Regions from separate parts of the Homo sapiens genome. Here region 2 is linked to region 1. Evidence: chromatin loops called from intact Hi-C (ENCODE). Cell type or tissue: K562. All regions are shown on one strand. Each heading gives the region's core, and the rest is flanking DNA. Links, peaks and the distances in the headings are about the cores only. Region 1 holds the start of TCP10L (t-complex 10 like). Region 2 holds the start of MRAP (melanocortin 2 receptor accessory protein).

What was found. Peaks named below come from ENCODE experiments on the same cell type or tissue, not always from the same donor. Only the 100,000 strongest peaks of a DNase experiment are listed, where the experiment ranks them.
Region 2: a loop joins it to region 1, with 2.6 times the contacts of the local background. A loop is called at or near these places in 2 of 110 quality-filtered maps.

What each region holds. Positions count from the first base shown.
Region 1 is chr21:32,583,177-32,599,139 of GRCh38, forward strand. The region is part of intron 5 of CFAP298-TCP10L (CFAP298-TCP10L readthrough); the gene reads right to left. TCP10L (t-complex 10 like) reads right to left here and starts at 2,347. Exons shown (of 5, transcript NM_144659.7): 1 at 2,245-2,347; 2 at 985-1,129. The coding sequence starts at 1,128. RefSeq lists an enhancer at 604-1,104 and a silencer at 2,186-2,385. In K562, for the core only: no CTCF peak of the experiment used is centred there; a DNase peak (open chromatin) is centred at 4,175; H3K27me3 peaks cover 938 bases.
Region 2 is chr21:32,287,448-32,302,522 of GRCh38, forward strand. It overlaps MRAP (melanocortin 2 receptor accessory protein), which reads left to right and starts at 11,408. Exons shown (of 3, transcript NM_001379228.1): 1 at 11,408-11,630. The coding sequence starts at 11,525. LOC124905009 (a long non-coding RNA gene) reads right to left here and starts at 11,323. Exons shown (of 2, transcript XR_007067843.1): 1 at 10,639-11,323; 2 at 4,458-4,603. In K562, for the core only: no CTCF peak of the experiment used is centred there; a DNase peak (open chromatin) is centred at 11,354.

The sequences.
Region 1 (15,963 bases), core at 351-8,350:
GGCACATGCCACCACACCTGGCTAATTTTTCTATTGTTAGTAGAGACAGGGTTTTACCATGTTGGCCAGACTGGTCTCAAAGGCTGTACTGGCATGGATATATGGTCAATAGTTTAAAAATTATGGAAGCCGGCCGGGCGCGGTGGCTCACGCCTGTAATCCCAGCACTTTGGGAGGCCGAGGCGGGCGGATCACGAGGTCAGGAGATCGAGACCATCCCGGCTAACACGGTGAAACCCCGTCTCTACTAAAAATACAAAAAATTAGCCGGGCGTAGTGGCGGGCGCCTGTAGTCCCAGCTACGTGGGAGGCTGAGGCAGGAGAATGGCGTGAACCCGGGAGGCGGAGCTTGCAGTGAGCCGAGATCCCGCCACTGCACTCCAGCCTGGGCGACAGAGCGAGACTCCGTCTCAAAAAAAAAAAAAAAAAAAAAAAAAAATTATGGAAGCCACTGCATTTTCAACCTAACATGTTAGCCTTCCCCTGGGATCCTTCACTGGATCGTAGAGCCTCCAGCCTTGCTCTGAGAATAAGTGGGATCGTGATAAAGGTACAGTCCTGCACTGGGTGGCCCTGGCCACAGGGACCCGTGGGACTTTAATGACAGCAAGCACTGTCCAACAGGGTCCAATGAGGAAGATGGTAAAAATCAGGAAACTTGCTGGGATGATGTGAGGCATGTCAACTTTCTGATTTTCTTTAATGAAGTTTTTAAAGTCTGGTGCCTTCTCCTGGATTAGAGGAGAAAAGCTGGAATGTTAATATTTTCTTTAACTCCCTGCCCTGCCTCCCATCCACCAAGAGATACGGTTGCAGAGGGGGAAAGAGCCACATGCCCCTTGGAGAGGAAGTACAGAATCAGTGTCCCGGGGTGGTGCATTCCTACAGGGGTCCAGCAAGGGAAAGTCCAATGACGGGCCTCAGGGACAGGAATCAGGGTCCCGCCTGGTGGGACTAACTCTGTCCCCACAGAGCTCAACTCACTGGCATCTCCCCAGTGTTGCAGTCCTCCGTGAGAACCTCGGCTGCCACAGCTGTCTTCTCCATGACAGCCCCAGCTCCTGGGCACGGGTCCTCTGGGTGGGTGCCCTCTTTGGGGTCCCTGGCCTCGAGTTGACCTGCCAGCATCCTGGTTGGGAAGGGAAGGGCTATGGGGACACTTGAATGCAGCCCTCCTACCCCGTCAGTGTGGGCTGAAGGCCCCAGCCCCAAACTAAGGGTGAGCAGGACCCGCAGCCGCTCCTTCTCCCCCTGGGTCATGTGCACATTCCCAGGCCCGAAGCTGACCAGGTGAAAGGACACCACAGACAGAGGGACTGAGCTGTCCACACCTGGCTCTCCACCATCCTCCGTGGAAAATGCTTTAGATCCTAGAAGATCAGCCTGACACCTAACACACTCCAGTCATCCAAAGAGGGGTGTGAGTGGGGTGTGAGCCGGTGTGAGTGGGATGTGAGTGGGTTGTGAGCAGGATATGAGCGGAATGTGAATGGATGTGAGCGGATGTGAGCACGATGGTCTTGGGGTATGAGCAGGTGTGAGTGGAATGGTCTCAGGGTGTGAGCAGGTGTGAGTGGAGGGTCGCATGAGACACCGAGGGAATTCTCAGCCCTTTAATCAGCACCCACCTGGAGGGGCACAGGCAGACCCTCCACCGTGTTGAGTATGTGTCTTGAACCATCAGGGTGACATTTGTGAATTCATGGTGAAGATGTGGAAAGGAAACACCTTTTTATAGGTACAGCATTTATGCCAGTTCTAGGAAGTTCACAGCAATTAGAGAACAAAAACGAAAGAGAAAAACGCAAAGCTTTCCTGCAAGCCTGCAGGGTCGTCTCTGAAAGCTGCCTCCACCCCTGCCTTGCCCTGTCCGTTTTAGGAAGCCAGTGGCCCCCAACGAAACCCCGACTGTTTAATTCATAAACTTCTAACTGTGTGAGAAGGAACAGTTTAACCACAGTGATCGGAGAAATGCTATTTAAAAGAGAGTCTCCTGATGGAAGCGAATCGAAGGTCTAGAGCAAGACCTACCAGTAACCAGATCACTGCCATTCCTTCCCCGCGGAGACTGGGAATGTTTCTGCGGAAGTGGGCTGGGGTCACGGTCCTCACAGCCCTGAGAAAGCTCCTTCTTTCCTGCTCCTCTGAGGGGACACCCCAGTGTCCTCGGCCCCAAACTCATGACCCCCTCAGTCCAGGGAAGACCCTTTCCTTCAGCCCCACCACCAGACCTCGTCACCTCACCTGGTCCCCAACAGTCACTACTGCCAGGATCAGATCATCTGGGCCATGTCCCCACAGTTGTCCCCAAGCCCTCCTGCCTCATATCCAGAGACCAGAGAGCAGCGGACAGTTCCAACGGACTTTCTGTCTTAAAGGGACATGAACGTCTCACTCAGCGTCACCACTGTACCAGCTCAGATAATAATTAAACATCCCCAAACCTGCAATTCTTAATATAGAAGCTCATCGTCAGTGGAGTCCATCCATCCACAAAGGACATTGGAGAGAGTCAAACTACTCCTCCAAATTGACAAAAACCATGTGTTTTATATCCAGTCTTCAATACGCAACGTGTAGTAAGAGCTCATTTCTCTGAGCATACATTCTTGGAGAAATACAAACTTTCTTCGGATATCAAATTATTTACTAGAAAAAACATTTTTATGAAGGGAAAATAATATATGTGAGTTTAAATAGGAGACAGGATTCAAAGTTTCATCATTTCACTAAATGCATCTCCATCTGAATTGTCCGTGTGATTTTTGTGATAGAGAAGAGAATGAGGAGCAAGCAAGAGTCGATATTCCTGTTAAACCCTGGCTGTCCTTCTCATCCATGGTGCTGCGTGTGGACAACATACACCTGGGGCTCACCTGAGCCTGCTTGGGACGTGTGTCACTTGGATAGTTCTGCAAGCGATTCGCATGCAATAGGCAGTAAATGCCGACGTCATGAATGAATGAAGAGAATACTACAAAGAGGAAACAGAAGGCACTTTTGTCCCCATGTGTCATTCTAACTGTGAGAGTGTGTGTGTGTGTCCTGAGGTGTGCGAGTGTGTGTGTGTGTGTCCTGAGGTGCGTGAGAGGTTGTATGTTTGTCCTGAAGTGTGTGAGAGTTTATATAGGTTTCTGAGGTATGTGAGGGGTTGTGTGTGTCCCTGAGGTGTATGAGGTGTGTGTGGGTCCTGAGGTGTGTGAGTGGTTGTGTGTGGGTCCCTGAGGTGTGTGAGAGGTTGTGTGTGGGTCCTAAGGTGTGTGAGTGGTTGTGTGTGGGTCCTAAGGTGTGTGAGAGGTTGTGTGTGGGTCCTAAGGTGTGTGAGTGGTTGTGTGTGGGTCCTAAGGTGTGTGAGAGGTTGTGTGAGTCCTGAGGTGTGTGAGAGGATTGTGTGTGAGTCCTGAGGTGTGTGAGGGGTTATGTATGGGCCCCTGAGGTGTGTGAGGGGTTTTATGTGTGTCCTGAGAAGTGTGATGAATTGTGTGGGTCCTGAGGTGTGTGAGGGTTTGTGTATGAGACCCTGAGGTGTGTCAACATTGTGTGTGAGACCCTGAGGTGTGTGAGGGGTTGTGTGTGGATTCCTGAGGTGTGTGAGGGCTTGTGTGTATGAGCCTGAGGTGTGTGGGTTCCTTATATGGGTTCCTGAGGTGTGTGAGGGGTTGTGTGTGTGTCCTGAGGTGTGTGAGGGGTTGTGCTTGGGTCCTGGGGTGTGTGAGTGGGTGTTTGTCCTGAGGTGTGTGAGAGGTTGTGTGTGTGTCCTGAGGTGTGTGAGAGTTTGCGTAGGTTCCTGAGGTATGTGAGGGGTTGTGTGTGTCCTGAGGTGTGTGAGAGGTTGTGTGAGTCCCTGGGGTGTGTGAGAGTTTGTGTAGGTTTCTGAGGTGTGTGAGAGTTTGTGTAGCTTCCTGAGGTGTGTGAGAGGTTGTGTGAGTCCCTGAGGTGCGTGAGGGGTTGTGTGTGTCCTGAAGTGTGTGAGAGGTTGTGTAGGTTTCAGGCTTTGCAGCTCCCCTCCTGAGCCTCAGCCGGGCGGCTCCCAGGGCAGGGTCCCCCCATCCCTGTCTCTGCTGCGGCTCTCTGTGTGTTGCTCTTCCCGGCCTGGCCAGGACATTTTCTTCATTGAGTCTTCCCCAGATTCTCACCCTGCAGCAACCACGTGCGGCAGCAGGTCAGGGCGGAGGCTCCTGGGCGTTTGGACTGTGGGGCCCTTCTCTTCTCTCTGATAAGGCCCCGGTTTTCTGTTCAGCCTCGCGGTGCCTTAGCCGCATTTCAGGCATGGTCTTCCAGGGCCCTCTGGTCTGAACATTCTGTAGAGGAAACCACGGCACACCTTTCACTCATCTTTTAAAATCAGAAGCCAGTTCCTGAGCTGGCTGCTTGGAGTAGCAGCAGATACACTTTTTAAAGTAGCTTATGTGTTTAAATTTCTGGTTCAAAGGACTACTTCTATAGTGGTACAGACCCTGACAAAAGAAATCACCTTTTCTAAATATCATCACTGCAAATGGGCAATATGACCTGGGAACTGGTGAGATGCCATTGAGATTGGAGCCCACCCCACCAGAGCTGAGTGAATTCTTGGATGACTAAATGTCGGAATAAGTTAGGGAGGGGTGCATGTCATCCAAAGAATGACATGAGCTCACTCTGTGCCTCAAGTGACACAGATCATAGTAGATTCCAGCGAAATACTTGCAGCTGTGTTGAGTTCCTCAAACTACCACAAAATTCTTATGGCAAAACTTGTGAGAGGTGAAGATAAGAGAGTGTGAGCCCTGTGATCGAATCCAAATATGAATTGTAAAATATGCCTTAATACTATTACCAGTAGCTGTAGTGTACAATGATAGAACCAAAAGATAAAGATTTTCGGCCGGGCATGGTGGCTCACGCCTGTAATCCCAGCACTTTGGGAGGCTGAGGTGGGCAGATCACAAGGTCAAGAGATCAAGACCATCCTGGCCAACATGGTGAAACCCTGTCTCTGCTAAAAATAAAAAAATAAAAAAAATTAGCTGGGTGTGGTGGCACGCGTCTGTAGTCCCAGCTACTTGGGAGGCTGAGGCAGGAGAATTGGTTGAACCTGGGAGGTGGAGGCTGCAGTGAGCCAAGATGGCACCACTGCACTCCAGTCTGGCGGCAGAGTGAGACTCCATCTCAAAAAAAAACAAAACAGATAAAGATTTTCTACTCATTTTCTAGTTGTCCCGTCAGTGGTGCATTTCAGCACACTCAAAACTCCATGTTTCTTTTGGATTTTATGAGCTGAGTCTGAATGTTATAAGTGACACACTCCTTTTTTTTTTTTTCTTCTTCTTGTGAGACAAGGTTTTGCTCTGTTGCCTAGGCTGGAGTGCAGTGGCACCATCTCGGTTCACTGCAACCTTGACCTCTTAGGCTCAAGCAATCCTCCCACCTCAGCCTCCCTAGTAGCTAGAACTACAGGTTCACACCACCACACCCAGCTAATTTTTGAATTTTTGGTAGAGACAGGTCTCGCTATATTGCACTGGCTGGTCTCGAACTTCTGGACTCAAGTGATCCACCTGTCTCAACCTCTTAAAGTGCTGGGATTACACACTCTTTAAAAATGTTCTCTGTACAATATTTCGTAAAGGTTGAGAATAAGGAAAGACATTGCCCCTTTAAGCAAAGTGGTAAGGCAACATATAAAAACGACTCAATCCACAATAGTGAGAATTTCCGTTAATTACATTCTAAAGTTTTTTTGTTTAAAATGAATTGAGGGAGTACAGTATGCTCTTCAAGATAATGAACAGAGAAAAATGCCCAATGACTGCTAGCCATCCCAATAATGTATTTACTCTACGTTGTGTTATTTTGTTTCTGCAGTAGGACCCAACTGATTAGAAAGGAAATTACATAGTCAGTGACCAGCTGAGACTGAGTACGGACAGAGGAAGAAGCTAACTTACATCTAAAGAGACCTGAAGTCAGGAGACATTTCTAGATAAACCCCTCAGCCAGATAACATCAACCCATGACTTCCAATACCATTGCTGAAGAGGTCACAGAGGAGAGAGAATCCTGAGAAGATTTTTAAAATCTGAAAGTTCTTGTATTAAAAGAAGTGGGAAGTTTCTTGGTATGTGTATGAAGCCTAAGATTGAGATAGTGGTACTGAGGGTGGCATGATACCCCATTGAGGCTGGGAGTTTTATTTCTTTTAAGTCTTTCTGTAGGTATACCTCTGTGGGTTCCTGCCACTTCTAAACCATAGTTATAAGGCCAATAAATACATAAAACAATCTTCCTACTGCTCGCAGGCACCATGCTCTTCCTAATAGCTCTATAAGAACCCTTTATTGCTCGTGACCCTGTGTCCACATTATGCTATCTGATTATTCATAATTTTTCTCGGATCTGCTTGATATGAAACATGGATACAGCCATATTTGAAGGAACATGTTACAGGAAAAGAAACCCCGACCTCGGAATCTGAGGATTTGTATAATTTGGACTTTACACAAAATAATTATGTAATTTTGGGCAAGTCCCTTAATACAGTATTTGAACTCAATTTTATTGCCCCTTTTAGGTCTAAACTCTCAGCTGTGAGTACTAATTTGTGGCGTGATGGTGAGGTGAAATGGCAGAGGCCCATGGCACATCATTGCAGAATATGCGTTAGACTTTCACAAGTCATCAGTCATGAATTTCAGGATCTGGCTGCTTGTCTTCATGGGAGACGTCAGGTACAGCTTGCAATTAGCTAAGGGGTTCATCTTACAATACCTCTAATTACTGCTTTAGCTAAAAGCCCCCATGAAAGACACAAGTTTACCACATCATATGAACCCATGGTAAATATTTTGTGACCTGATACTTATCCAGTCAGTGCTCTGTTAGCCAGAACTAAATAGTTGCCAGAAAAATGAAAACTAATATTCATAATACTGGTCTTGAAATACTACAAAATCATGGGACAAAATCAGCTAGTCGGGAGACTGGAGTGGGAGGATCACTTGAGCCCAGGAGGCAGAGGCCGCAGTGAGCTGAGATTGTGGCACTGGACTCCAGCCTGGGTGAGTGAGTGAGACAATGTCTGAAAAAGAAGGAAAAAGAAATAAAGAAAGAAAGAAAGAGAAAGAAGAAAGAAAGAAAGAAAGAGAGAGGTAGGGAGGGAGAGAGGGAGGAAGGAAGGAGAAAGAGAAAGAAAAAGAAAGAAAGAGGAAAGAAAGAGAGAGAGAGAAAGAAGGAAAGAAGGAAGGAAAGAAGGGAGGGAGGGAGGGAGGGGAGAGGTTTGAAGAGGCTCACTCTGCCTGAAGACAGGAAGGGACCAGGAGCCGAGGCGCTCTCAGCCCCAGAAAGGGCAAGGAAGCAGAGCCCACCTCCAGCCTCCAGAACGAATGAGCCTGCCAAGGCCTGGGCTGTAGCTCCACGAGACTCAGCCAGGATTCTGACATACAGAACTGTATGAGAACACGATTGTTGTTTTAAACCACTACGTGTCGGTAATTTGTTACGGCAGAAACTCTTCTTAAATGTGCATTTCTAGGCCTCACCCGTATAAATTCGGATTCAATAGTCCCGGGCTGAGAATGTGAATTTTTAACAAGCGCCCCAAGTTACTCTGATGAGGTGCCGAGAATAACACTTTAAGAAAACATGGCTGACAGTAAGCAGCAGAAATATGAAGAAATAACCAGCACTACTAACTCTGCACAGACAGAAATGCAGGTTCCAGAGATTGATGAGGCTCTGATGATGAAGGGGCATCTGAGCCAGGATGGGTCTCACATTTCCAGCCAGAGAGGAAGGAGGAGGCTGAGTGGCTGCACAGTGGGGAAGCCCGCAGAGGGGAGAGTCTCCTCTCGGATGCACTGGGTCTATGGCATGGCTGACCAGGTGCCCTAATGCAGGAGGCATCGGAAACTGTGGGCTCGAAGCCAAGCTATAAGCGGCGCACTGAAGATACAGAGGAAGAGTTCGCTGCACAAGGTTGATAGTCAAGGGGGAAAAGTTAGATCGGGTAATTGGAGTTATGAGGAGAGCGGAACGGGGCAAGGATTCCAGTACTGGAGAATGTCTGGTTTACTGTAGCCAAGATATTTTAGTTTAGGGCATAATTTAAAATGCTCCCTTGACTCCTCCACCCCATGGAAGGTCTCAGGTTGAGGGGCCCAGCTAGTCCTGAATGAGGTCCTCTGTGACCACCAGCTCCTCTTCTCTCCTTCCCTCTGCCATAGTGAAGCTCTCTATTGTGGGATTTGGGCATATGAGGGGCAGGCCCACCTCCCCTAGATGTCACCTCTCTGCCTTCTGAGTATCAAGTCAGTCTCTTTCTCCCTAAGCCTCCCAAACTGTGGGGACTTACGTGTCAGTGTCATTTCAGTTGTTGTATGATTATAGATACATGAAAAAGGAATATTTAAAAATTGTCCTGACCTCCCTCCTCCCGACCCCTGTAGGAACCCACCACTTAACCACACAAGGGCCCAACTCATCGAGCATTACAGCTTGGGGAAGAAACGCCAGCCGCGAGCCAGAGAAACAAAAACGAGGGGCTGTCCCTAAAATGCAGGATCCAAGGGCCTGGAGCTGGAGAGAAATCAGGCAGCACCTCACAGAATCCAGGCTCACAGAAAGTCTGTTTCGATCAGAATTTAAAACAACCCTCTTCCTGCTGCAACTCTTCAGGCCACTGACAAGGTGACAGGATCACATTTTGTACAGGATACAAACATATTCCCTATGGGTGGACAAAACGACCCCGTAGCCCATCTACACCAAGGAGCTGCACCTGTGCCCTGTGTAGCCAGATGCAATTTTCTATTATTGGAAAATCCACTTTAAGTTGTTCCTTAGCAAATTCTTCCCAAGTACTGTTTCCTTTCCTCAATTCCTGGCCTAGCAAGTCTAGAAAGAAAACAAAAAGAATGTAAAATGTTCTTGGTTGACTTTACTCTTAATTACTAAAAAGCAAACAGAGAAAATTAAAATCAAACACATGCAAAAAATTCTTCTAGAGCCTTGCACACAATGCCAGTTCTTGAAATATTTCATAAAGCAAAGCTAATGAAATAAACAAAGACGTGGCTGAAAGGATATGCATTGTACTGTGCTTATGGAGCCACATTGCTCACTGCATCTCTCGCTCCACTGCCGCCGGGCTCATCTGCCAGAAGCCTGTTCCTGAGCTGATTGGGGTTCTGGTCCAGGGGTCCCAAGGAGCGAGGCCCAAGCTCAGGAGGACAAAGAACGACCACCTGGAAAGTGGCAAAAATCTGTAAAAAAATAAAATCTGAGTGGGCCCAAGGGGCACCTGGTCTCAAGAGCAAACGCTGTGTCCAGAGCCTCATGTCCGGAGGCCCAGCCCGACTCCCTGGCTCTTACAGCCCCGAAGCCCAGAGACCACCCCAGCCCGACTCCCTGGCTGAGACTTCCCGCCCGGATGCCGTGAGATCGTCCCAGCCCATGCTGAGGTCAGTTTGTGCTGTTATCTCTTTTTTTTTTTTTTTTTTTTTTTTTTTTGAGGAGTCTCACTCTATTGCCCAGGCTGGAGTACAGCGGCGCTATCTTGGCTCACTGCAAGCTCTGCCTCCCAGGTTAAAGCAATTCTCCTGCCTCAGACTCCTGAGTAGCTGGGACTGACTACAGGCGCCCGCCACTACGCCCGGCTAATTTTTTGTATTTTTAGTAGAGACGAGGTTTCACCATGTTAAGCAGGATGGTCTCGATCTCCTGACCTCGTGATCTGCCTGCCTCGGCCTCCCAAAGTGCTGGGATTACAGGCGTGAGCCATTGCGCCCAGCCTCGGGCAAGCCTATTAAAAACTTCCTAGTGTGCCTCCTCATTTGCACAAGGATGTGTGGTAAAGGGTTAACTCAGCAGGCTTGGGGTGTCCAAACCCTGCACATTCAGAGAAAGGTCTGGCCCTGTCCTTCTTCCCAGAGGATACCCTTTGAGCCCTTGGATTATCTTGCTTGATAAGAGTGTTTACGTTTACCTGCGGCCTCCAGCCATGGCCAAGAGTTCATGGAGTTCATGTTAACAGTGATTTATGTGGACCCTAGAGCCACACTACATCAATTTGACCTCTGGGATAGCTGGACTGGGTGACTAGGATTAGCCAGCGGAATGATTCAGGCCTATGTGACCGGCTCCCAGGAGAAGCCCTGGACCCTAAGGCTCGGGGGCTTCCCTGGCAGGTGGTGTTATGTGCACACTGGCACAGTTGTTGCCGACAGAATTAAGTGCACTGGTGTCTCCTTCAGGTCAGGACGGCGGGCAGCTCACAGCTGGCCTCTCCTGGACTGTGTCCCAAGCACCTTTTTCCTTTGCTTATTTTAATCTGTGTCCTTTTGCTATAATAAACAGTAACGTTCTGTGAATCCTTCTAGTGAATCATTGACCCTGAGGGTTGTTGGGGGCGTCAGACACAAAGGGGATAAGGACACCTGCCTTGACTGCCTCAGAGGGGTCACAGGGAGCTGAGATCCAGCTGTCACAGTGAGGCCATGCAAGTCTGGGGGTTCTTATGACACAGAATTCTAGTGAGGCAAACAGTACTTTCAGACTGAATAAAGGAGGGGTGTTATTCACTTCCAGCGTCTGTCATCTGCCGAAAGCTACGTGCCCTCTCCACGGAAGATACAGGGGCAGGATCTCCCATCCACAGCAGGCACACAGACTCCCAAAGGCCCTGTGCACAGAGCTCTGGATTAGGAACAGATTCCCCCCCCACCGCCCCCCGCCGCCGGGGAGAGCCCCACACTGCCTTTTCCTCTCAGGATGCCTGACACCATTTAGGGTGGGATGTGGGAAGCTGGCTTCAGGATCAGACCTGAAGACAAGTAGCTGACCTGGGGGTTGAGCCAGGGCTCACACCTAGGCCCTTCTCCAGGGGGGTTTACCAAAACCAGCCCCATGTCCTGTAGACCTGACTTTTGTCAACACACACATATATCCTCCCCTTATGCACAGGTGTTTATGTAAAAGCAATGTATGTTTATATGCCAAGGTGACTTAAAAATTACAAAGTGCGGTACAAACATGTTATTTACGTTGTGATGAGGATGACAAGGTTTGGATTTCATGCTGTGTGTAATGATGTCAGTTGGAGTTCTTCTTGGGATAAAGGAGGGCAGGCGGTCAGCACAGTTCCTGTTCTGTGAATCAAGGACCTTCGTTCAAGCAGTCCTTACTGGACACCTGTGTCCTCATCCTTGCTAATACGCCAACCAGCCACACACACTGCACCACAGAGTCCCTATGTCATACCAGCCCTGCAGGCACCTGTTTCTTGGCACCAAGTGTCTTTCATGAGTGTGAACCCATCTGATGTTAGTGGCCAGTGGGGAAAATGCCCATGGGAAGTGGAGTGTCGGGGGAGCCCGAGCCTGTGGCCTGGCCATTCTGCACAGTGAGTTGCGGCCAGTACGTTATGTGCTGATGCAATTCATAGCTGCTCAGCACGACTCTGCCCAGATTCCGTTTATTATCCTACTAAATAATTATTTTCATTGTCTTCATCTTTTTAATTGCACTACTGATGTCTTTATCTTAAAATCTGAAGAAGGCTCTCTCCATGGGGCAGACTTTGTCATTTACAAGCTAACTGGTGAGAAATTGAAGGGGAAAGTGCGATCACGTTAAGTGCCTTTGGAAGACCACAATCGGGATGCACAATCACTCAATTATAACTTGGTGGGAAGGGAAGCAGGGAGGTTTGAGGAGGTGAGAGGCGAGACTCTGGTTCAGAAACCTGTGCTCAGGCCTGAGTCCCTCTCATTGGCCGGGGGTCTTGCAGAAGACACGGCCTCTCTCTGAGCTCAGTTCCTGTATCTGCAGGGACCATGACCCATCAGCCAGTTGGTATGAAGAGTAAATGGGGGAACCCATGGGACAGCGTGCAGGAAACTCCAGAACGCTGCATATTTCTCTGCATTTTGTGTGTATGACAAGCCATGTGGGGGTTGTTATTTCCATCAAGCACTAGATGAAATCCATTCTGCTCGATTCTATCTAGTTGTTGCCTTCCTAGAAACACAGGAATAACCTGCAGCACCACCCCCTTCTGTTCTGTGGCATTGGCACAATCAAGGAATCTACTTTTGTGCTTTTACACATTGAACTGACAGGTAAGGTCAGGCATCGACTGTCACAGGGGCCAGTGGAGAGGTAGGAGGGACGCCCACATTCGATGAATCCTGCATCACGGTGTTGGACTTCTTGTTCCACGGTGTTGGACACTAAACTTGTTCACATTCAATAACTTGAGCACGAATAAAGGCAGCTCATAGTAATAACACCTGATGGGTACAGGCCCTGTGCTCTGCTCTAAACACTGCTCCTGTTACCCCTACAAGACATGGGCCCTGCATTTCACAAACATGAATTCTGAAGACCATGAATAACTGTTCTGGCCCAGCTCTATTGGGCCCTAACTCTGTGCCCGGGGTCGGGATGCGGGTTGTATTTGGAGCCCGTTGCAGATGCGGATTCGTCTGCTCCACGCAGGGTGCTCTGACGTACTCTGTGTGGCCTGGAGCTCAGAAACCTGTGCTGGACTCAGTGCCTGCAGACGCTGCCCCTGGGTAGCTGTTTTCCAGGCGTCAGGAGACATGCTCCAGAGGCTCCAGAAGCACAGACGGATCATGAGGTCAGGAGATCAAGACCATCCTAGCTAACATAGTGAAACCCTGTCTCTACTAAAAATACAAAAAAATTAGCCGGGCCTGGTGGCAGGTGCCTGTAGTCCCAGCTACTCGGGAGGCTGAGGCAGGTGAACGGCGTGAACCCGGGAGGCGGAGCTTGCAGTGAGCCGAGATCGCGCCACTGCACTCCAGCCTGGGCAACAGAGTGAGACTCCGTCTCAAAAAGAAAAAAAAGAAAAAGAAAGTGATGGAGAAAATGTTCACTATGGAGTCTCACATGTGGGTGGTGTCCGGTGCTGAAACTGAAAGAGGTTTCAGTTTTGTATGTAATATATACAAGGGTGAAAATAGTTTACATCACAAATCAGATTAAGGAAAATAAATGTATAGGGAAAAGAGTTAGCAGGTTGCTATATAATTAGATTAGTCAAATCGTGTTTCAACAAAAATCAGCAAAAACATTCTGTGAGCATCAATTGGTTATGTGGAGTTCATGATAGAGAGTGCAGCATATCTTATTACTTGTAAGCTGTATGCTACATATCCTTGATATCAGCAAAATTTATAACAAACTTACATCTGTATTTATATGCACATGTATTTTGGGAAAGCTATTGTTAAACATTTAAGAGTGTACCACTATCATGGCCAGGCACGGTGGCTCACGCCTGTAATCCCAGCACTTTGGGAGGCTGAGGTGGGTGGATCATGAGGTCAGGAGTTCAAGACCAGCCTGGCCAAGATGGTGAAACCCCATCTCTACTAAAAATACAAAAATTAGCCAGGTATGGTGGGGGGTGCTTGTAATCCCAGTTACTTGAGAGGCTGAGGCAGAGAATTGCTTGAACCCGGGAGGCAGAGATTGCAGTGAGCCGAGATCGCACCACTGCACTCCAGCCTGGGGGGTGACAGATTGAGACTCTGTCTCAAAAAAAAAAAAAAAAAAAAAAAATTAAAAGAGCGTACCACTATCTACATAAATACATACACTGAAAATGCATAATAACTTCAGCTGCTCTGATACCAAATGCCAACATCCATGAAAATGTCCTACAAGAGAGGGAGGGAGCTGCATCAATTGCGCTGATGACCCTGGGCCAATTGTCCTAAGATCTGTTAGGTCTGTGATCTGGGAGGGCCCTGGAGATCCTGAGGCAGCAGGTGAGGCCTGAGGCCTGGGACCCCAAACCCAGCTAAAACTAAAAACTAAAAACTCTTAAGTGTAGAGTTCAGTGATACTCACATTCTTGTGCAACCATCAGCACCATCCATCTCCAGAATGTTTTTATCTTCTCAAACTTAAACTCTATACCCATTAAACAGTAACTCTCCATCCTTCCCTGCTGTCCCCAGCCCCTAACAACCATCATTCTGCTTTGTCTCTGGATCTGACTACTCTAGGAACCTCGTATAAGTGGAATCTTACAGTATTTGTCATTTGGTATCTGGCTTATTTCACTCAGTGTAATGTCATCAAGGTTCATCCCTGTTGGAGCATGTGTCAGGATTCCCTTCCGTTGTAAGGCTGAATAATATTCCATTGTACGGATACACCACCTCTTGTTGACTCATTCATCCTCTTGTTGACTCATTCATCTGTGGATGGGCACTTGGGTTGCCTCCACGTTTGAGTTATTGTGAATCATGCTGCCGTGGACGTGGCTGTACTGCAACTGGTTTTGCATTTATTTGAATAGGTGGATTTCAAAGGTACAAAAGACCATCCTGTGAACCGTGACTCCCTCCCAGCCCATCCTCCAGGCCCCCTAGAGTTTTAACCACAAGCAGCCATGGTCACCAGTTTCTTGTGATCTTTCTAAGAGTATGTGAGCATATGTGCTATGCCATGGTAGAGGCTGGACGCGGTGGCTCACGCCTGTAATCCCAACACTTTGGGAGGCTGAGGCAGGCAGATCACCTGAGGTTGGGAGTGAGACCAGCCTGGCCAATACGGTGAAACCCTGCCTTCACTAAAAATACTAAAATTAGTCGGGCACAGTGGTGCGTGCCTGCAATCCCAGCTACTCAGGAGGCTGAGGCAGGAGAACAGCTTGAACCCGGGAGGTGGAGGTTGCAGTGAGCCAAGATCATGCCACTGCACTCCAGCCTGGGTAACAGAGTGAGACCCTGTCTCAAAATAAACAAACAAATAAATACAATAAAATTAAAAATCTAACAACAGTGCCCTCGTTCCCATGATCTCACAGTCCATCCAGGGAGACAGACTTGTAACCGAATGCCATGATTACAACCAGCTCAATGGGAGATGAAGAAGGAGGTGTGTTCGGAAACCTGGGAACTGAGGAGGGAGTGGGCTCTCAACCTTAACATGGGCTGCGGGAGTTGGGCAAGAATCAGAAACAGATTATGTAGATGATACTGGAACTGTGTGGTTTCCCATTTGCAAAAAAAAATTAAAATTATATTTTACAATGTTAGTATATTCTGAGCATTTTAAGAAGTAAAGTCCACTTTGATAAAAGGAAGAATGTCTATCTTCCTTGTATATATATCTATTCCTATAGAATACCCATTTGTGTCTTAGTTTGTAAGAGCTGCCATAACGAAATACCATGGACTGGGTGGCTTAAACAACAGACATTGATTTTCTTACAGTTCTGGAGGCCGGAGGTCCAATATCACAGCATTGGCAGGGCTGGTTCTTCCCAAGGCCCCACTACTTGTGTTGCAGATGGCGGCCTTCTCCCTGTCCCTTTCCTCTGTGTACATAGATCCCTGGTGTCTCTTCTTCTTCTTTTTTTTTTCTTTTTTTTTTTTTTGTTGAGATGGAGTCTCGCTGTGTCACCCAGGAGAGCAATGGCATGATCTCGGCTTACCACAACCTCTGCTTCCTGGGTTCAAGCAATTCTCCTGCCTCAGCCTCCCGAGTAGCTGAGATTACAGGCACACACCACCATGCACAGCTAACTTTTATATTTTCAGTAGAGACCATGCACCATGTTGGCCAGGCTGGTCTCGAACTCCTGGCCTCAGGTGATCCACTCGCCTTGGCCTCCCAAAGTGCTGGGATTACAGTCTCCTCACCTTGGGCAATTTAATCCCTCTGGACTTTGGTTTCCTAACTCGTGAGATGACAATAGTAGTTTCTTTCTAATTTGGCTGTTTTTAGGTATAAACGAAAAGAATATATAGGTAAAGTGCTTAGTACAACCGTCTGGGAAATAGCAAAGTCCCCATAATGCCAGCTGCCGTTACTGTTATGTCTAGTATCGAACTTCTCCTGGAAATCAGCCACCTCTCTCCTTGAGCCCTGTCCAGGGCCAGTGGGTTTTTGGTAGTGTAGAGGGGCAACTCCTATCTTGCAAGGAACGGCAAGAGGTCGGGGCAA
Region 2 (15,075 bases), core at 7,076-15,075, 290 kb before region 1:
CGTACCTGTGAAAAAGAAAGAGGCTTATCTCTACATGCCATGGAGGGGACACCAGAATAAACGGTTAAGTAAAAAAAGGCAGGCTGGGCGCAGTGGCTCAGTCAGGCCTGTAATCTTAGCACTTTGGGAGGCCAAGGTGGGAGGATTACTTGGGTCCAGGAGTTCGACACCAGCCTGGGTGACATGGCAAGACCCTGTCTCTACTAAAAATACAGAAAAAGTTAGCTGGGCATGGTGGCACATGCCTGTAGTCTCAGCTACTCAGGATGCTGAGGTGGGAGGATTGCTTGAGCCTAGGAGGCAGAGGTTACAGTGAGCCAAGATTGAGCCACTGCACTCCAGCCTGCACAACAGAGCAAGACCCTGCCTCAAAAAAAAAAAAAAATGTTTTTTTTTAAATGTAATTTGCCAATGGACATCTAAAAAAAGGTAGGGGGAAGACATTAATACACATACATATTTACTTATATTTTTAAAAATTGAAGGATATACCAAAAACATTTTTTAAAAGTGCCTACTTAGCTGAAAGTAACAGAAACACAGAAGAGGAATAGGAACTACGGATCCACAAGTGTACCTTGTCTTGTATATTTGACTTTGGAATCATGTAACTATTTGACATAAATATAAAACAAAATCTTTTTTTAAAAAAGCAATCTCTAAATATGTAGATATTGAATATATCTAGTGGATGGCATAGCTGCATGGAGAAGAACTATTTTGAGTAATTTTAAAACATGAACTTGACTATACGTATCTCATGAGATATACCCTAAGTACCAAAATAAATAAATACATTTCTACCATCTCTTTCCCAAAAAGATTTTAAACCATTTTTAGTAAGCATGTTGTTGTTGTTAGAATTGATATTGTTAGCTGCAAAAAAATAAAATAAAATACTTAGGAATATACCTAACCAAAAAGGTGAAAGACCTCTACAAAGAAAACTACAGAACACTGCTGAAAGAAATCATAGATGACACAAACAAATGGAAACACATCTCATGCTCATGGATGGGCAGAATCAATATTGTCAAAATGACCATACTTCCAAAAAGCAATCTACGAATTCAATGCAATTCCCATCAAAATACCACCATCATTCTTCACAGAACTAGAAAAAACAATCCTAAAATTCATATAGAACCAATAAAGAGCCCACCCAGCCAAAGCAAGACTAAGCAAAAAGAACAAATCTGGAGGCATCAAATTGCCTGATTTCAAACTATGCTATAAGGCCATAATCACCAAAACAGCATGGTACTTGTATAAAAATAGGCACATAGACCAATGGAACAGAATAGGGAACCCAGAAATAAACCCAAATACCTAGAGTCAACTGATCTTTGACAAAGCAAACAAAAACATAAAGTGGGGAAAGGGCACCCTATTCAACAAATGATGCTGGGATAATTGGCAAGCCACATGTTGAAGAATTAAACTGGATCCTCATCTCTCACCTTATACAAAAATCAACTCAAGATGGATTAAGGACTTACATCTAAGACCTGAAACTATAAAAATTCTAGAAGATAACATTGGAAAAACCCTTCTAGACATTGGCCTAAGCAAAGATTTCATATCCAAGAACCCAAAAGCAAATGCAACAAATACAAAGATAAATAGGTGGGACTTAATTAAACTAAAGAGCTTTTGCATGACAAAAGGAAAATCGGCAGAATAAACAGACAATCCTCAGAGTGGGAGAAATCTCCACAATCTATACATCTGACACAGGACTAATATCCAGAATCTACAAAGAACTCAAATCAGCAAGAAAAAAAAAAAAATTTCATCAAAAAGTGGGCAAGGACATGAATAGACAATTCTTAAAAGAAGATATACAAATGGCCAACAAACATATGGAAAATGCTCAACATCACTAATGATTAGGGAAAGGCAAATCAAAACCACATTGCAATACCATCTTACCCACACAAGAATGGCCATAATCAAAAAATCAAAAAATAGTAGATGTTGGCACGGATGCAGTGAACAGGGAACACTTCTACACTGCTGGTGGGAATGTAAATTAGTACAACCACTATGGAAAACAGTGTGGAGATTCCTTAAAGAACTAAAACCATTTGATCCAGCAATCCCACTACTGGGTATCTATCCAGAGGAAAATAAATTATTATATGAAACAGATACTTGCACACACATGTTTATAGCAGCACAATAGCAATTGCAAAAATGTGGAACCAGCCCAAATGCCCATCAATCAATGAGTGGATAAAGAAACTGTGAGAGAGAGATATATATATATTCCATTATATATATATACTGTATATATATACAGTATATATATTCCATTATATATATATACTGTATGTATATACCATTATATATATACTGTATATATACAGTATATATATTCCATTATATATATACAGTATATATACTCCATTATATATATACAGTATATATATTCCATTATATATATACTGTATATATCTACTGTGATATATATATTCCATATATAGTCCACATATATATAGTCCACATATATATATAGTCCACATATATATAGTCCACATATATATATATTCCACATATATATAGTCCACATATATATAGTCCACATATATATATAGTCCACATATATATAGTCCACATATATATAGTCCACATATATATATATATAGTCCACATATATATATCTTCCACATATATATATCTTCCACATATATATATCTTCCACATATATATATTCCACATATATATATTCCACATATATATATTCCATTATATATATAATGGAATACTACTCAGCCACAAAGAGGCATTTGCAGCAACCTGGACTGGATTGGAGACTATTATTCAGGAATAATAGTAATTCCTGAAGTAATTCAGGAATGGAAAACCAAACATTGTATGTTCTCACTCATAAGTGGGAGCTAAGCTATGAGGATGCAAAGGCATAAAAATGATACAGTGGATTTTGGGGACTCAGGGGGAAAGGGTGGGAAGCGGGTGGGGGATAAAAAACCACAAATTGGGTTCAGTGTACACTGCTCAAGTGACAGGTGCACCAAAATCTCACAAATCACCACTAAATAACTTACTCATGTAAGCAAATACCACCTGTTCCCCAAAAACCTATGGAAATAAAAAGTTTTTGAAAAAAAGAACAAAAATAATAAATTCTTCCAAAGACAAAAAAGAATTGATATTGCTATTCTGGGGTCGTTTGTGTGTACGTTGTATATTGAGTAATTATGTTAGTCTTGTTGGGAATATAATTTTAAGTTTTGGAGAAAGAGATACAGCTAAGAAAGATAAGGTTAAGTAAAAACTCCATGCTTGTGATTTTGAAGTGGAAGCATCAGTATGAACTCATGCTATTTTTTATCTCAAAAAATAAATATTTTCTAGCTCTCTACATTGAATTGGTCTAAACATTATAACCAACCCAGTAGCAACAAGCACCCCTATCATCTAGACCATGATAGCTAAATACCATTTTCTACTAAGAACTGGGATTCCTTGGAGAAATGACTGAATTCAAGGTTCGCGGGGGTATCCAATCTTTTGGCTTCCCTGGGCCACACTGGAAGAAGAATAATTGTCTTGGGCCACACATAAAATACACAAATAGTAACAATAGCTGATGAGCTTTAAAAAAAATGCAAAAGAATCTCATAATGTTTTAAGAAAGTTTATGAATTTGTATTGAGCCACACTCAAAGCCATCCTGGGCCACATGTGGCCTATGGCAAGCTTGTTCTAGGACAAGAAATGTACAAAATGTACATAGATTTAAGTTCAAAAATGCATTTTATATATATATATTTCTGAGACAGAGTCTCACTCCATTACCCAGTCTGGAGTGTAGTGGCATGATCTTGGCTCACTGCAACCTTCACCTCTTGGGTTCAAGCCGATTCTCCTGCCTCAGCCTCCTGAGTAGTTGAGACTGACTACAGGTGTGCACAACCATGCTTGACTAATTTTTGTATTATTTTAGTAGAGACGGGGTTTCACCCTGTTGGTCAGGCTGGTCTTGAACTTCTGGCCTCAAGTGATCCTTCTGCCTCGGCCTCCCAAATTGCTGGGATTACAGGCATGAGCCACCGTGCCCAGCCTCAGAAATGCATAATTTTTTTAAGCTTCTTATTATTTACTGTTGGAAGACGCTAGGCAGGGATAAATAGGTGCAGCATAAAAGACTTTCAGGGCAGTGAAACTACTTTGTATGATACGATAATGGTGGATACATGTTATTATACATTTTCCCAAACCCGTAGAATGTACAACAACAGTGAACCCTAATGTAAACTATGGACTCTGGGTGATAATGATGTGTCATTGTCATTGTTGGTTCATCAGTTGTAACAAATGTACCACTCTGAGGCAGCAGGTGGATAATGGGGAGGCTATGCAGGTGTGTGGGCTGGAGGTATATAGAAAATCTGCCCCTTTTTCTCAATTTTGCTATGAATATAAAACCGCTCTTTAAAAAAAAAGGTTTATTAGAAAGAGAGAGAGTAAGAATAGGAAAGAGAAGATACCTGTAAATTTAACAAGACTTCAGAGACACATCTCCCATCAAGCAATTGCAACACATGGCCCTTACTTGCTCCCAATTTGAGCAAATTAACTGTAAAAAAATTATGAGACAAATAAGGAAAATGTGAGCATTGACTAGATAGTTGATTCAATTAAATAATATTCAGGTGGGATAATATGGTTTTGTTTAAAAAAAAAAGCCCTCCTGCAGAGATACATAGAGAAATATTTGCAGATGAAATGATATATTTTGAATTTGCTTCACAGTAATCCAGGGTTGGAGACGTGGGTAGGGTTACAGATGAAACTAAATTGGCCTTGGCCATGATTTGATAAAAACTGTTCAAGTTGAGTGATGGTTACATGTGAATTAATTATGCTTTCTCACTGCTTTTGCAAATGTTGAAATTATCTATGATAAAAATTGAGTTTTTATCAAAGTTATGCAAATTTTGCATGTACTCTGATATACACCTATGTTTGTTTCAGTATTAAAATGTAACTTTTTTTCCTTTGAGATGGAGTCTTGCTCTGTCGTCCAGGTTGGAATACAGTGGCGTGATCTTGGCTCACTGCAAGCTTCTCCTCTTGGGCTCAAGCGATTCTCTTGCCTCAGCCTCCTGAGTAGCTGGGATTACAGGTGTGCACCACCACGCCTGACTGATTTTTGTATTTTTAGTAGAGACAGGGTTTCACCATGTTGGCCAGGCTGGTCTCGAACTCCTGACCTCAGGTAATTCACCTGCCTTTGCCTCCCAAATTGCAGGTAATTCACCTGCATTTGCCTCCCAAATGTTGGCTCCCAATGGCTGGGCATGGTGTGAGCCACCATGCCCAGCCATTAAAATGTAACTTTTATAGCAAAAATCTTTAATAAAAACATGGACACTCCAGAAAGAAGTGTGTTTATTTTGAGGATTTATATTCCCAGGATGTGACATTGTTTGCCCAGTGCAGAGGCTGATTAATGGCCCCCAAAAATATCTACATTCTAGTCCCCTAAGCCTGTGCATTTTACTTTATGTGGCAAAAGGGACTTTGCAGATGTGATTAAGGATTGTGAGATGGAAAAATTATCCTTGATTACCTGCACGGACCCAGTATAATCACAACTGTCCTTATAAGAAGAGGAGCTTTGGAAGAAGAGAGAGTTGACTACGGAAGAGGGAAAAGGTGATGTGATAATGAAAGCAGGGGAGGACGGCAGTGTGGTGGGGGCCATGAACCAAGGAATGAGGACAGCCCCCCGAAGCTGGAAAGGGCAAGGAAACAGATTCTCTCCTGGGGCCTCCAGAAGGAACCAGTCCTGGCAACACCTTGTTTGAGTCCCATAAGACTCATTACAGGCTACTGGCCTCCAGAACTGTAAGGCAAAAAAAAAATAGAAATTGACATAAGGTAAGACACCAAATCTATGTTGTTTTAAGTCACCAAGTTTCTAGTAACATGTTGCAGCAGCCATAGCACACTAATGCACCCAGGTTGCAAATCTCAGGGGTACTGGAAACAGCAGGGCCTGGAGACGGCTGTATCTGGCTGTATCCAGCTCTTTGCCTGGAAAATGAGGTCCCACCACCTGAGACCATAGTATTGTGAGAATTGCCTAAAGCACCTCGTCCAGGTCATCGTTCAATAAACGTTTGTGCCGTCTCCCTCTCTAGATTTCTCCCTTCTACCTTTCTCTCCACACTCAATCTGTAGTTGTGATGATCACTAATGTAATAGAAAACATCCTAGAAAAAAGAACTTCACCTTCAAGACTTGGGTTACAAATTAAAGGGAGAAGAAAAACAATGCTAACAGTCAAGGACTTTGAGGTATTTGTTAATATAAGTATGTCATTATTATCTTAGAGTTAACCTTGACAGCAGTGTCACTTCTTACTAATGTCAAAGGGGCAACATTTTTTTAAATTGTTTTTCTACTAGGGGACTTGCATGGATCTTTTTTTTTTTTCTAGTCAGTCTCTGCTTATCCATCATGGATATTTTAAAATCCAGATTATTATCAGACAAATAAATTCAACTTAATAATCAGTATTTTGTCAGACAGAAGTAAAAATTCCAAACTAATAAAATTATGCTCAACTGGAAAATGTAGGAAGGTCTTTTTAATTTTATCCATTCTGTAGAGGTATCTACTGGTTTTGTTTTTTGTTGTTTGCTTGTTTTTTGAGACAGAGTCTTACTCAGTTGCCCAGGCTGGAGTGCAGTGGTGCAATCTCGGCTCACTGCAAGCTCCACCTCCTGGGTTTACACCATTCTCCTGCCTCAGCCTCCCGAGTAGCTGGGACTACAGGCGCCTGCCACCACACCTGGCTAATTTTTTTGTATTTTTAGTAGAGAAGGGGTTTCGCCATTTTAGCCAGGATGGTCTCGATCTCCTGACCTTGTGACCCACCCGCCTCAGCCTCCCAAAGTGCTGGGATTACAGGCATGAGCCGCCGCACCCGGACAGGTGTCTCCTGATTTTAATTGCATCTCCCTGATGACTAATGACTTGGAGCACTTTTTGATGTGCGTATTGGCTATTCACATATCTTTCTTTATAAAGTATCTGTTCAAGTCTATGGCCAGTTTTTTAATTGGGTTATCTGTCTTTTTATTATTGATGTATATACTCTTGGTATAAATTCCTTAGTAGATATATAATTTTTAACTTTCTTTCCAGTATGTGGCTTGCCTATTCATTTTCTTAGTAATCACTTTCGATAAACAAATGTTTTAAATTTCAGCTGAATGTAATTTATCAATATGTCCATTTCTACAGTTTGTAAAGCTGCTGGGATGATGATTGGGATTGCAGGGAACACGATCAATTTGGGGCCATTTAACATCTTAATAATACTGAATTTTTCAAACCATAAGCTGGTATCTCTCTCCATATTTTAGGTCTTATTTCGTCTCTCTCAGTAACATTTTGCAGGTTTTACTCTTGCATATCTTTTGTTAATTTTATTCCTATGTGTTTTATAATTTTTGACACTAACAGAAAACATTTATGATAGTATCAAAAAAGCATTAATTACACTTAAAAATAATGTGTATTCTGCAACTGTTGAATATAGTATTCTATCCAAGGCAACTAGATCTAGATGATGGATAGTGGTATCACTACTGGCAGCAAATTCATACGGGTCTGCAGCAACCTCAATTCTTGCCTCCTCAGAAGGAAGAATTCAACTAAGGGGCATAAGACAGGAAAAGCGCCTGAAGCAAGTTTTAGAACAGGAGTGAACGCTTATTAGAAAGCTTTAGAGCAGGAACGAAAGGAAGTAAAGTACACATGGAAGGGGGCCAAGCGGGCAACTGGCGAGATCAAGTGCACAACTGGGCCTTTTGTCTTTGGGCTTTATATGTGGGCATACTTCTGGGGACTTGCATTCCTTCTCCCCTGATTCCTCCCTGGGGGTGGGCTGTCCACATGCCATGCTTGAGCCCACTCGCCCAACTCCTGAGATCCTATCAGGAAGCTGATGACCAGTTTTAGGTGTTTTCTATCTATTGGGATTCTGCCTTTTCTTGGCGCCGCCTGTGACCAATTATTACTTTAGAGAGATAGTTAACAACAGCCTAACCATCACTTGATGTTTGCCCGACACTCCTGGTGTATGTGTAGGGGGAGCCCTCTCCTGCCTTGCTCATACCTGACTAGCTACCCATTATAACAGTATTAGTCTGCTTGGTCTGCCCAACTAGCCCAAAGTCCCAGAGTAGGTGTCTTAACAGAAATATGGCCAGGAGTGGTGGTTCATGCCTGTAATCCCAGCACTTTGAGAGGCCGAGGCAGGCGGATCTCCTGAGATCAGGAGTTCGAGACCAGCCTGGCCAACATGGTGAAACCCCATCTCTACCAAAAATACAAAAGTTAGCCAGACGTGGTGGCACCTGCCTGTAATCTCAACTACTTGGGAGGCTGAGGCAGGAGAATTACTTGAACTCAGGAGGCAGAGGTTGGAGTAAGCCAAGATCACGCCACTGCACTCCAGCCTGGACAACAGAGCAAGACTCCATCTCAAAAAACAAAACAAAACAAAACAAAAAACAAAAACACAGAAATGTATTTCCTCACAATTCTGGAGGCTGGAAGTCCAAGATCAAGGTATAAGTGGGCCTGGTTTCGTTCTGAGGCCCCTTGCAATTGTCAATGGCCATCTCCTCCCTGTGTCTTCACATCATCTTCTTTCTGTGCCTCGGTGGTATCCCAACCTCCTCTTCTTATGAAGACACCAGTCATCTTGGATTAGAACCCATTGTCATGGCTTTTTAACCTAATTATCTCCTTAAAGATCCTATCTCCAAATACAGTCACATTCTGAGATACTGGGGGTGAAGGCTTCAACTTAGGAATTTGGGGGAGCACAATTCAGCCCAGAATAGTGTTATTTGCACAGTGTTGTACACACCTGGGAGACATGTGTACAGCAGTGTACACAGAAACATCTGGAAGTACACAGGTGGGTGCATGGTGTGGGGGATGTCTTTGTGATATTTTGATATAAGAAACATGTAGAGTCATGTGTCACTTCACAACGGGGTTACATTGTGATAATTGCATCGCTAGGTGATTTCGTTATTGTGTGAACATCAGAGAGTCTACTTACACGAATCTAGAGGGCACAGCCTACCACACACCTCGGCTGAACGGCCTAGCCTATTGTCTCCAAGGCTATAAACCTATTGTTACTATGCTGAATACTGTAGGCAATTATAACACAATGGTAAGGATTTATGATAGTATTATGATATTATTAGTGTTAGATATAAACATATCTAAACATACAAAAAGTACAGTAAAAATACACTATAAAAGATTTTTTTAAAAATAGTACATCTGTATAGGGCCCTTACCATGAATGAAGCCTCCAGGCCTGGAAGTTGCCCTGCATGAGGCAGGGAGTGGTGAGTGAATGCGAAGGCCTAGGACATTACTGGACACTACTGTAGACTTTATAAGCACCACACTTAGCCTATACTAAATTTATTTATAAAATAAAGTAAATGTGCAATGATGTTATGTTGGCTACGGTGTCACTAGTGATAGGAATTTTTCAGCTCCATTATAATCTTATGTGACCACTGTTCTATATGGAGCTGGTCATTGATGGAAGCATTATTAGTCAGCATTTGACTGTATTTGATCTTTGTCCCTGGTAGCACAGAACTCATAAAACTTGCAATATCTGAGTAATGGGGTAAGAGAAGCATCTTCTGTTAATCAGCATAAGCCACTTTCAACTCTACCTGAGTTTATGCCAATGAGGTGGGGGCTAGTTGTCAGAGGAACCAACCATATATTAGAGGGTTGCAATGTTCACTCCCACCCTGGAAAGGGGAGAGAGGCTGGGGATTGAGTTCATTCACTGATAGCCAGTGATTTCATCAATGGTGCCCACATAATGGAATATAATAATCATCTAGATGGCATAGCACATGATAAAACCCTACAAAAACCCTCCTCAAGGGGCTTCAGAGAACTTCCAAGTTGGTGAACACATTGAGGTGCTGGGAGGGTGTGCACCTGGATCAGGCGTGGAAAAATCCGTGCCCTTTCCCACACCCTGCCCCATGTGTCTCTTCCACGTGGCTGTTCCTGAGTTGTATTCTTTTATGACAAACCAGTCATCTAGTAAGTGAACTGTTTGACCTGAGTTCTGTGTGTGAGCCATTCTAGCAAATGACATAGTGTCAGGATTGAGTTACATTGTAGGACACCCAGCGAGTGTCTACCAAGAATAGGAAATTGCTTGGTATGGAAAAGCCCACAAGTCTGGCGTCAGAAATGTACGGTGTAGCGGGAGCAGAGGTTTTATTTTACTTTTCAAGTAGATATTTTGCCCCTCACTTGGGAAACACAAGAGCCTCATTCCTCCCCTTCTGGTCAACTGAACTACCCTCAAAGTGCTCCCCAAGGAATGCCTCAGGCGTGGCAGGCCTCAGCAAAACCAGCGGAGGGGCTCAAGTTATCTGGGTGGACTGTCTACACTGTCAATACCCAGGTTTACTCTGATACTGTAGACCTGAATCAAGAACACAAGAAAGCTGGGCGTATTGGAGGGAAAGGCCATGTAAGCCGTGTGTTTTGGCCTCCTAATTCTCAAAGGCTAAATTCTAGGGTTCCTCTCACCTGTGGTCCTGCTCATTCCAGATGTTCAGAATGTTCCTCTTGTTAGTGTCTGAGGATCTCAGAGGAGGGTGTATAATTTGGAGTCAAGCTCTACAGAAACCCAGAAGAATCTGCGTCACGTGTGGTATCAGCCAAGAGCTGAGTGGACTCTATTTCCCAAGAGCTTGGACCACATGGGGTTGTGTCAGAGATAAACAGCCTTTTGAGTCTGAACAAATGCAGCCGGCTGGTTGGTTCTTGGGGGGCTTAGATATAAGTGGAGAGGTGCACTCTGTTGGGGCAGGGGGCTCTCTTTTGGTTTTAATTAACTGGCTATGAGTACATGACAGAGGTTTACAAGTTCACGGCTGGCATCACTCGATTTCTGCCCTCAGATATTGAATCTAAGCCAGCAGTTTGGTGGTTGCTCAATAGCATCCAGAATTGCTTAAATGTAAGTCAAGGGCACTGTCGGGCTTACATTTTGGTTCTTTTAACTTTTCAAGTATTTAAGACAAAAAGCGATTGTCTTTCCAGCCCTATTGGGCATCTTCTAAGGGGCCCTGGGCGACTATTTCCCGCCCAGCTCCCTGTCCTCACACAGAGAGGGATCCTAGGGCTGCCCTGGAAAGCCGTTCTCCTGCCTCTCTGCTCTGTGTGCTTTGGAGTTTTATCAAGAAGGGGCAGATGGGAAGCTCTGCTGGATGCTGGCGTTGTGAGACACACCCCCCTGACCTTTCTTCCAGCCAAATAGCTCTGATAAGTGGGCAGACCTTGAGCCTAGAGACCCACAGACACACTTGGACGATTCCTGCAGAAATCAGTGAGGCAGTCTCCTCCCAGGGGCTTGGCGCCTGGCTCGAGGCGAGGCTGCCGGCCCGGACGCTGACTGCCCAGTGCCACAGACATGGCCAACGGGACCAACGCCTCTGCCCCATACTACAGCTATGAATACTACCTGGACTATCTGGACCTCATTCCCGTGGACGAGAAGAAGCTGAAAGCCCACAAACGTAAGTCTGAACTAGGGAAGCCGGTCAGACAGAGGCTGGGGGCCGGGGCCCAAATGACTGGGCACTCCCGGCTTTCTCTGCATTCACTTATTAACTCCGGTAGACATCATGGGAAAGCAGGAATGTGGCCAGTTCACTCATAGATATAAATGAATGGGGCTGGGAGAGAAACTGTATTTGCTAACTTCTGTAATAAGCTTGGAATTAACCTGCTAAGTCACGAAGACACTTTGGAAGCAGAATTTTTATTTTTTACTTTATTTTATTTTATTTTGGAGATAGGGTCTAGCTCTGTTGCCTAGGCTGGAGTGCAGTGGCGTGACCATAGCTCACTGCAACCTCGACTGCCCTGGGTCAAGTAATCCTCCTACCTCAGCCTCCCAAGTAACTGAGACTATGGGCACATGCTACCACGCCTGGTTAATTTTGTGTATTTTTTTATAGAGACATGTTATATTGCCCAGGCTGGTCTGGAACTCCTGGCCTCAAGTGATCCCCCAATCTCGGCTTCCCAAAGTGCTGGGATTACAGGTGTGAGCCACCGTGCCTGGCGAGAATATTCTTTTAAAGATAGATTTCTTGTTTAATTTGTTTGGGGCTCCAATAAGCTGAGCGAGTTTCCTCAAATTAAAGATTTGCCTTTTCCACTGTCTGTATTTAGATTTGGGACAGTTATTCTCTCCATCCCTAAAATGCAGATTTAATGATTTTTACTAAAATGCCAACATACGTTTAATCTTCATAGTCTCAGCAAGGACAAACCAGCATGACTTCACTTCTTTTTGCTCATCTGCCCTCGGGTTCCTTATCTCTTGGCTAACGTGGCATGTGTGGACAATCTTCTCTGAGGAGTCCAGCTACTTGATCACAATGACAAATTAGATGCGGAAGTGAGCATGAGAAACAAAACAAAAACAAAGCCTGGGAAGATTGGGTCTCAGCCCTGGAAACCCATGCGCTACCTATCCCGTAGGAAGTCTTAGCTTCCTTGGGTTTTCACTCACTATAATCACATACTGTCTGTCAAACAGTAAATGCAGGGCTGGGTGCAATTGCTCACGCCTGTAATCCCACCAACTAGAGAGGATCACTTGAGGCCAGGAGTTCGAGGCCAGCCTGGGCAACACAGTGAGATCCCATCTCCACACACACACAGAAAAAGTAAACGCAGACCAGGCATGGTGGCTCATGCCTGTAATCCCAGCACTTTGGGATTACGTCGTATGTCAGATGCGTCATGTGTCATGCATCCTATGTCAGGGGCGTCACGCGTCCTATGTCAGATGTCACACATCCTATGTCAGGGGCGTCACGCATCCTATGTCGGATGCATCACGCGTCCTGCGTCGGATGCGTCATGCGTCCTATGTCAGATGTTTCACACGTCTTATGTCAGGGGCGCCATGCGTCCTATGTCGGATGTGTCACGCATCCTATGTCACGTCATGCGTCGCATGTCAGATGCGTCACGTGTCCTATGTCAGATGTTTCACACGTCATGTCAGGGGCGTCACACGTCCTATGTCGGATATGTCACGCGTCGTATGTCAGATGCGTCACACGTCCTATGCCGGGGGCGTCACACGTCCTATGTCGGATGTGTCACGCGTCCTATGTCAGGGGCGTCATGCGTCCTATGTCGGGGCGTCATTCGTCCTATGTCAGTGTGTCGTGCGTCCTATGTCAGGGGCGTCATGCCTCCTATGTCGGATGTGTCATGCATCCTATGTCAGGGGCGTCATGTGTCCTATGTCGGATATGTCATGCGCCCTATGTCAGGGGCGTCATGCGTCCTATGTCGGGTGTCATGCATCCTATGTCGGGGCGTCATGTGTCTATGTGTCATGATATATCGTGTATGTCATATCAATGATATATCATGATTTCAAAGATGTATCATATTTCATATATCATGATATATGATATGATGATATATCGCATATGTATCAGATATATCAAATATATCATATGATATATATCATATCATATATCCATATATATCATGATATATCGTATATGATATCATATATCATATGATATATGATGGCTAATTTCTTTGTATTTTTAGTAGAGACGTGGTTTCACCGTGTTAGCCAGGATGGTCTCGATCTCCTGACCTTGTGATCCACCTGCCTCACCTTCCCAAAGTGCTGGGATTACAGGCGTGAGCCACCACGCCTGGCCCAATTAGGATGGATTGTAAAATGTTTGTGCTTATGCTCTGATGTGTGATGTGTGGGTTAGCACCATGCCCTTGGTGCTTTCTCATGATAGTGAGTGAGTTATTAGGAAATCTGGTTGTTTAAATGTGTGTGCCATCTCCTCTTTCTTCCTCTTGCTCTGGCCATGGAAAGTGCTGGCTCCCCCTTTGCCTTCTGCCATAATCGTAAGTTTCCTGAGGTCTCCCCAGAAGCAGAAGCTGCCATGCCTGTTTCCTGAGGCCCTGCCTGAATTGACTAATTACATGTTTGATCTTCATCTGTGCCCTTTTCCGAGGCTAAGCTTAGAAGAAAATCAATCTTACAGCAGCAATACAGATTATTCTAACATAGTGAGTCTCCAGATACCAGCCTAATGCTCCCTTTCAGAGAGTAGGATGGGCTGATTTCCCTTGAGTAGTGCCTGGCTTAATGCTCTATTATTTACCTCTCAGGTCAATATATCTGCTTCCCTTTAGTTATGGGTTAAGAAGAACTGGTCATAGTCCATATTGACCTCTGCTGTCATGGTGGTTCAATGAGACAGTCTGTTCCTCTGCTTCTCTGAGCACAGGACGCAAGAGAACAAAATGACACTGTCAACCAATTTCTCTGCACACAATGTAGAAAATTCAAAGTATAGATTAAACAAAACGACTACATAAAACTCTTTTTCTCTCATTCAGAGCAATCATATTCAGGGCATGACATAAGTAGTGAAAGTAATTTTTAAACAAAGATAACAGAATGTGTATCTGTAAATGAATTTCCATCAAGGTAGCACCAGGGGCAGGTGCAACACTTGAATGACTCTACTGTTGCTCAACAACTTCTTGAACTGATGTTGTTGGGTGGCCACAAAACATTCTAGCAAACATCTGTGGTGATAAATTGTGTATATCTTTTGAGGATGAATTTTCTTTTTGGAAATAGTTAAGACTGACCCAGAAAAAAGTCAGGTTAATGAAATGGGTGATTAAGCTGGTTGATACCATCTGGATGTCATAAATAAACTATCTCACAACATAGCAAAATTGTGTCTATGTGTGAGTCCTTGAAGGTAATTCCAAAAGAAGAGACCTGTAAGTATTTGATGAATATATGTGTTTTAGTAAGAATTCTATGACTCCATGGTAGAGAGAGGATGATTATTTTGAAGGTCACCTTTCATTTGGATTTTTAAGTTCTGGTACATTCATTGAGAAAGTCCGTTTCTTTGCTGACTTGGTAAAGAAAATGGATTACAA